Linked DNA regions of Homo sapiens: region 2 is linked to region 1. A link is a contact called in ENCODE Hi-C or POLR2A ChIA-PET data. All regions are on one chromosome and are shown on one strand. The core of a region is the stretch at or near the end of the contact, and the rest is flanking DNA. Distances in the headings are between cores, read along the strand shown. Region 1 holds the start of AREG (amphiregulin). Region 2 has its middle 120 kb from the start of BTC.

Region 1 (3,866 bases), core at 923-3,422:
CTTGTCCCCTTATTTGTGTTAAAATGCAGTTATCTGGGGAAGGGTGGTGTTGGGGAAGGGGATACAAAAGCTAAGATACAAAGTAGATAGGAATGGTTAATGTCTAAATTTGTCTCTCAGAATGGGGGTCATGTAGCATAGTGGGAAAGAGCTTAGTGTCTCTTCTGCATAGAATCAAACAGACTGGAGCTCTAATTCTAGCTCATCTGCTTGTCACCTGTAGAACCTAGAGCAAAACCTTTTTCGGCTTCAGTTATCACATCTGTAAAATGAGGATAACAATTCCTACTTAAAGTCATTGTGAAGATTAGGTTTAAAAATGAGACATACACCATTTATGATCACTCTGGCCATATAGGATGTGCCCACATTATGGTTCTTTTTGTCACAGTTTACCTAGGGGCTATCCAACAGATATACAATAAAGCCACTAGAAAATCTGGGGAGCAGCTTTACTTCTGAAGCAGCTTTGCTCATATAAACCCACATCTCACAGGCCATATTTTTGCTTTATCCCCTACTCACCTCTGACTGAATCATCGACAATATAGCCAGGTATTTGTGGTTCGTTATCATACTCTTCTGAGTAGTCATAGTCGGCTCCCGAGGACGGTTCACTACTAGAAGGCATTTCACTCACAGGGGAAATCTCACTCCCTGAAGACATCTCACTTCTTGAGGTAACCTCAAATCCATCAGCACTGTGGTCCCCAGAAAATGGTTCACGCTTCCCAGAGTAGGTGTCATTGAGGTCCAATCCAGCAGCATAATGGCCTGCAGGGGAGGGAATAAAGGAAGAAAAGAAAAGGTAAAGTAGGGTGCCTTTCGAGTCAGCTGTGTTAGGTAGAAAAGTTTATCTTTTGACATCAAAGCAGTTATTGCACATGTGCTATTGTTTGTGATTGAGTCATTTCTATGAAAGAAACTTTACATTTTTGCCAGCAAGCAAATTCAGCTGTCCCAATTACAGAAGTGCTTTTCTGAAGTTTTTCTTTTCCACAGATAATCCACATTAATTTCCACATCAAAAAAATCCCGCCAAATTGGCAAATTAATCTAATACAATTACTTGATGGGTAATGTCTAAAAATTCCCATCACTTCACATTCCAAATGCATTTCTTTTTTTGCTAGAATGCCATCCTGGCCTATTTCGGTAGGTTTTAGATACAAATATCAGATTTTCTTCAGATGTGTTCATATTTTTAAAAGATATTTTTAAAAGATGTGTTCATATTTTTAAAAGATGTGTTCATATTTTTAAAAGATATTTTTAAAAGATAATCTTTTAAAATAATATAAACAGTGGTTAATTATATCGATTATTATTGTCATTTTTCATTATCATTATTATTATTACTACATAGACAATAAACTGAGTACTAAGTAAGATTTGGGGCCCAGAGTTAAGCCACTGCTTTATCTTGCTTTTTCTTAGGTCTCAATAAAACAGCATCAGAGTGGTGCTTTTAACCTCTCGCCGGGATACTCTAAGTCCCTCTAGGAAGGTAAAGAAGAAATCACTAGACAGAGATGGAGAATTAGGCAGGAGGCAGCAAACACTGCTGGGTCCAATATCTGCGGAAATCACTTCACCTCTCTAGATCTTGGTCTTTTTAATCTTTTAATCTGTGAAACGAAGGGTTAGGTTCAAATGATCTCTCCCGTCTTCTCAGCTGAACTAAAGAAAAAGTACAGCGATTCTCTGGGACACCTTGTCCTGGACGTTTGAGACATCTGCCCTTCTCTTTTCCTCCTAGGGAGGGAGCTACAGTGATCACCTCCTGCGGCGCAGGGTCGGGGGAACTAAAGGGCGATTTTTAGAGAAGCAAGAGCCAAACTCAAGAGGCAAAACCTGCCATGGGAGGAGAGCCCAGCAGTTCAGCGCCGGTGAATCCTCACCTGAGCCGAGTATCAAGAGCGACAGCACCACCGGCGCCGGCGGTAGCAGCGGGGCTCTCATTGGTCCTTCGCAGCGGCGGCGTCTCGGTCTCTGGGGCAACTCGGTCTCTGGGACACGAGCTGCCGCCAAAACGAGCGGGTGTTGGAAGAGCGAGTGGAGACCGGGAGTGTGCGCCGCTCTCGAAGGCTTGGGGAGCTCGGGGCGGCGGGCGCGGCGCCTCGGGCTGTCCCGGGACCTCTGGGGCGCTGGCACCCAGGTGTGCGAACGTCTGTAGGGCGGCGCGCACCTGCCGCTTTATAGGCTCAGCCGGGAGGGGGCCGCAGCCCATGACGTCAAGGCCCGGCCGTGGGTGGAGGCAGGCGGCGCCCCAGAAGGTGCTACCCGAAAACCACGCGCGGAGGACACACGCCCCGCCTCCCTCGTGCGTAAGGATTCGCTGAGAGGAAGTGGAACTTAAACCTCTAGCTGCAAGCCGTTTTTGAGGGCGAGCAGGACTGGAGTTCCGGAGCTAGTACCTGACAGAAGTCCAGATGTTTCAAACTCTGACAACCTCTTTGTATACTTAACATCTACAACAGACAGGGATTAAATAGAAGAGTTCCGTATTTAGATGTAAAAGTACTTTAAGACCAAGAGTGACTTTGCCTGATGTTTCCAACAAGGATAAAGGACGAGAGAACTCAATGAGGAATTGCTTCATGTAGGATGGGCTTCTATCTCAATCAAGAGCCCCTTCCCACCCATTTCTGTGAAGTGGCCAGAATTTCAAATCCCCTCACTCCCTATTTCTTTATGTGGCCCAGGGGCCTCATCAACATTAATATTTATTGATGATTTATTATTGCCAAATTATGCACTTAAAATTTTACCTACACCATCTCACAGCCGATAATGTTCAAAGCCAGGTGGATATGAATTCTTCATCTGACTCTGAAATCTGCTGTTTTCCTCTCTGATGAATTTAGGTTTAAACTGATCCTTGAAAAGAGGGTTTCTGGGAAGAACAATATTTAGCCTAAAGGATAATTTCTACTGGTGGCATACTGGCATTTAGGTGAAGAGTAGTGCTCTAGACTGTGCCTCTCAAATCCCAAGATAAAAAGGTCAGCGTTGAGGGCCCACTTACAACCTAGTAGGATATTTAATCATGACAAGTAGATAAAATGAAGCGGAGACAGGAAGCTACTTAATTTGACTAACTTGGATGTACTGTCAACTAAAGAACTGGATTTTTCTTGACTTGAGGAAGAGAAAAAGCATTGTTCATTTTCCTTCACCTGGAGATATGATTCTTTCCTGATTGTTTCAGTAACACAGCCCTTTTAAGAATGTAGGTCAGGCCAGGCGCAGTGGCTCATGCCTGTAATCCCAGCACTTTGGGAAGCCGAGGCGGGTGGATCACCTGAGGTCAGGAGTTCGAGAGCAGCCTGGCCAAGATGGCAAAACCCCATCTTTACTAAAAATACAAAGGAAATTAGCTGGGCGTGATGGCGCGCGCCTGTAGTCCCAGCTACTCGGGTGGGCTGAGGCAGGAGACTCCCTTGAACCCGGGAGGCAGACGTTGCAGTGAGCCAAGGTCATGCCACTGTACTCCATCATGGGTGATAGAGCAAGACTCCGACTCAAAATAATAATAATAATAATAATAATAATAATAATAATAATAATAACGTGAGTCACAGTGCATCTGTCCTAATTCTGGAAATTTTTTTTTAAAAATCACTTATTTTTAATGGTATATCACAGTGCGTAGTCCAAATAATATCATGCATTTAGTAGAATGAAATAATCATGAATCATGCCTTCTATTCCACATTTGTTGAGAGTGTATTTTGTGTGAGCCACCTGCTTTATATTTTATGAAGGGGAGCAGTATAGGTTCACCAGGAGCTCAGTGGTGTGGGCCAGATACATAGATAAGTAATTCTAATAGATCACATGATGAGAAGGGTTCAGAGTGCCAT
Region 2 (3,866 bases), core at 650-3,149, 230 kb before region 1:
TCTTTCCTTTCCCTCTTCTGTCATTGAAGTTTTGTGGGCCATCTTTATGTGACAAGCACTGTGCCAGACACTTGTGAGGCAGATGATTCTGATATTTTTTCTGCTTGCAAGAAGCTCAAAATCTGAAAAGGAAGACAGAAGTATAAGCATATTCATTAGAATATAATTTGAAAAATACAAAACCAGAAATGTGTTCAATATACAAGGTGGAGTCACTTTGTCCAGGAGCTCCAAGTAGAATAATGAAGGGAGATTGTGTGATGCACCTTTTTTGAGTGTTGTACTGCTAGGAGGAAGAGAGGGAATGGTGGTGGATGTGGAGGGTGGAGTCCAGAAAGATAAATGCATAACAACCAGTCCACTGGACCACTGATCTGGAAATCCTTGGCAATAATTCTTATTATAGTTTATCATTGTAGTTCTGATAAAATGTTGGGTACAAGACACAGATGTAGTGAACTAAGGAGCGACTGGGAAGGGTGGAAGAGGATACTTTTGCATTAGCCTCTCTTCTGGAAAGTTTGAGAAAGAGAGGAGAGAACTGGATAAGGAAAAGGGGTCAAGGAAGAAACTTTAAAGATGGAACAATCATAGGCGGTGTTGGAACAATCATAGGTGGTGTTGGGGAACAATCATAGGTGGTGTTGGGGAATAAACCAATAGAGCCAGAGGAAGAGCTGGAATTAGTTACAGGGATGGAGCTGTGTGAGAGCTTTAGTTTCTTGGTAGGAGGTTGTAGGAGAATGCGATCTGCAGCGCCGAAAGGTGAGGAGAGCCCACTTTCTTCTGAGACAGAGTCGGCAAGGGAAAGAAAAGAATCAGACTCAGGGCATTTTTAGGACACAGTGAGGAGGTGAAATTCTCAATGGCCTGCTTTTTTTTAGTGAAGTAAATGTTAAGGGCATGTGCTGAGCTGAAGGGAGTGAAGGTTGGGTCAGAGGAGATTTGAGGCAGTGAAACATTGGAATAGCCTCTAAATGTGAATGCTACCCCTGAAATCCATTGGCTCACTAATGCCTGGCCAATGAAGAGATAGTGTTTCTTTTGACAATTATACTTTCAACTTAATGGGGTAGTTATTTTTGATGAGTCCTGTCGTTATTATGGGCTGTTAGTAAGCACTATATTGTGTGTGGGCTTACTCTTATTTCCAAGGCTAATTATTGTTAATACTGTTTTGCTGTTTTAATTTCCTAATAAGAAAGCACAATAAACATTAATGCTTAGAACAGAAGGCTCAGCATATAGTGGCCCAATCAAGAAGTCATGGAAGCACATTAGTCAGCTGAAGCATTTTAACTGTCAGCCAAGCAAATGCATATAATCATCTTAAAACATATGGGCACATGCATGCATTTGTTCAGTACACACTTGTTTATCATCTACTCAGTGCCAGGTCCTCAGAAGCCAATGAGGATTCAGCAATAGAAAACCCAGTCCTCATCTATGAGGAGTAAATAATTTTGTAGATGTAGATTTGGGATTTATCCAATACATCTACTGGATTTCCAATATTGGGATTAAATACTACAGGTGTTAATGTAACCTATGAGGAATATTTTAATTTAATTTAATTCAGATTTCTGTAATATCTCTGGTGGTGCTACTCACTTGCAAATCACTGAGACTATATTTTTATGTTACTAAACTGCATTTTGTGCCCCAGAAGCAAATAATAATGTGAAAAAAAATAGCCTCTGGTACACCACTTTGTTTTTTACCCTCTGCCCTCAGCCTTCAAATTACCATTTTATGCAGGAAACTGCCCTTTATTTTAGTCACCCCCTCCATAGATATCCTTGAGCTCTCTGCCAATAGTAAATAAATGATGGCTGCTTTCCAAGCTCCTGCCTTTAGCCTCTGGGGGGCATCGTTGCCCTTTCTTACCCATCCGTGTCTGTAAATAGGCTATTTAGGTGGAATAGAAGGTAATTCATATGCAGTAATAGAAGAAACCTTATAGGAAATTTCAACTTTGTTACAATCATCTTGATCTGAGATAATATATCTGCCCATTTCTTCTTTATTTTTACCATTGAAATAGTTATTTCATATCACACTATTTATCTTTCAGCCATTGAGGTTGGAGAGAAGTTGTATTGACAGTAATCTCCAAAGGACATTGCCAATTTCCTTCCTTCTTCCTTTCTCTCCTTCCCTTCTCACCACCTCTTTCTTTTTTCATTTCTTCCTTTCTTCATATATTCATTCATTTCAGAAGTATTTACTGAGCACATATTCTGTGGTAGGCTCTGTGTTAGATTTTACAGATATAAAGTGAACTAAGAAACTCTTTGCCCTCGGGAACCTTAAAGTCTAGACAGAGACAGATAATACATGCAATGATTGCACTACCTAGCACTTAAGGCTGTAATAGTGGTAGACACAGGACACTGTGGGAGAACATAAGAGAGGACTTATAGAAGAGTGTGAGAGTCAGGTAAGGCTGCCTTTAAATTGATTTGTTGAGAATGAGCAGGAGTTAGTCAGAGGAAGCTGGGTAGAGGGAAGGGAAAAATCTTGACTATCAATTTATAGTTTTTAGTTGAGATCCTTGATGTAGAGGAAATTAATCAGAGAATTACAATAAAATTATTGTAGCATCTTCTGGAAAGGCCCAAGAAAGAATCTATTTCTTTTCTGTACTTCTCCTTGAAACTCTGACTTCCTTTCCCATCTATCAATTCAGATTTGAGTTGGGAGATATTGGAGCACTATGCACCATATTTACTTCTCAGGTTACAAGGAATGAAAGGTATGAGATTTAATTCTGCCCACTCTGCTGTAGCTCATTGTTTCTAATACTGTAGGGTCTTTTTATATGGACGAATATAAGGACTGGATGGAAGTATGATCCATCACCCTCCCAACTGATGAGGAGGAGTGTGGATTCCTTCATTTCATTTAACTTTCCAATGTAGGCAGAACTTCGTTCTTACCTCCACGAAGTAGGCTCCCCAACTCAGCCTACACATTAGAACTTTTCAGGGATGTTTTGAAAAGCGTTGTTGCCACTGTTCTTCCCCAGGAAATCCTGACTTGGGAAATCTGAGATGGGACCTAAACATTTCTGCTTAAAAAAAAAAAATCCCGTAGTAATTTTGATATCAAGATGGTGTTGAGAATCAATGTCTTTTACCATACTACAGTAATATCTTGTGGTGGAAAGTTTTACCATTTGAGGTCACATGAATTTGACTCCTAATTGTAGTTTTGTCACATAGTCACTGTGTGACCTTGCCCAAGTTACCAAACCTCTCTGATCTTCAGATTTTTAATCTGTGACGGGGCAACAATAATATCTAGCTCACGGGCTTGGTGAACTCAGTAAAGGCTAGAACCCTCCTGTAGGAAACACTGGGGATTTATTGTGCATGAGGTTTGTAATAAAAGTGGAATTGTAGGAACCATCCTTTGTCAACTAGATTAGTGAAACAATTATTAATAAAACACCAATAAACATTTACATTTCTTTGCTTCTCCTGAAGATGAGGTGAATCTGAAAGTGATTGAAGTCAGAGGGGTATTCAACAGCCAGCACTGTATTGTTGGTCCATGAATTTTTTTGTTTGAAATAGAGACTTTTTGAGCATGTCTTTTATGCAAGGCCTATTTATCTTTTTCTCTTAAATATGTGTAAGCTTTATCCCTTCTGATACTGTCGTAGATTAGTTTCTCACCTGCTTTCACTATTCTATGAGACTCCTAACCGATCACTCTGGCTTTGATCTCATTCATCTCCAGTACATATAATCACACAGCTTCCCTATTTAAATTCCATCTCCTCCAGGATCACATCCAAGCTCCTTAGCATGGAAAGCAAAGCTCTTAAGAGCTACTTATTTCTTTATCTTATCTTATATCGT

What was found. A loop is a pair of places that touch in the nucleus more often than their neighbours do. ChIA-PET counts read pairs that join two places held with the same protein, here RNA polymerase II (POLR2A). Pooled maps may share reads with other maps.
Region 2: a map of PC-9 shows a loop between it and region 1 (9-fold over the local background). The contact joins the enhancer-like site here to the promoter of AREG in region 1. A Hi-C loop is called at or near these places in 13 of 168 maps with a recorded cell type or tissue (Caco-2, Calu3, HCT116 and 8 more) and 13 of 50 pooled maps. POLR2A ChIA-PET finds 5 or more read pairs at or near these places in 5 of 52 experiments (Caco-2, HCT116, MCF 10A and 2 more).

The regions. Positions count from the first base shown.
Region 1 is chr4:74,443,442-74,447,307 of GRCh38, reverse strand. It overlaps AREG (amphiregulin), which reads right to left and starts at 2,172. Exons shown (of 6, transcript NM_001657.4): 1 at 1,902-2,172; 2 at 526-774. The coding sequence starts at 1,962. RefSeq lists a silencer at 705-905.
Region 2 is chr4:74,669,289-74,673,154 of GRCh38, reverse strand. No RefSeq gene overlaps it. Among named protein-coding and RNA genes, the nearest start is that of BTC, 120 kb to the left of the region's middle. Within about 2 kb of position 1,899, at least 2 of the 41 ENCODE cell types and tissues checked have a DNase peak (open chromatin) inside an H3K27ac peak, as active enhancers do; they include HCT116 and PC-3, where a contact is called at or near this core.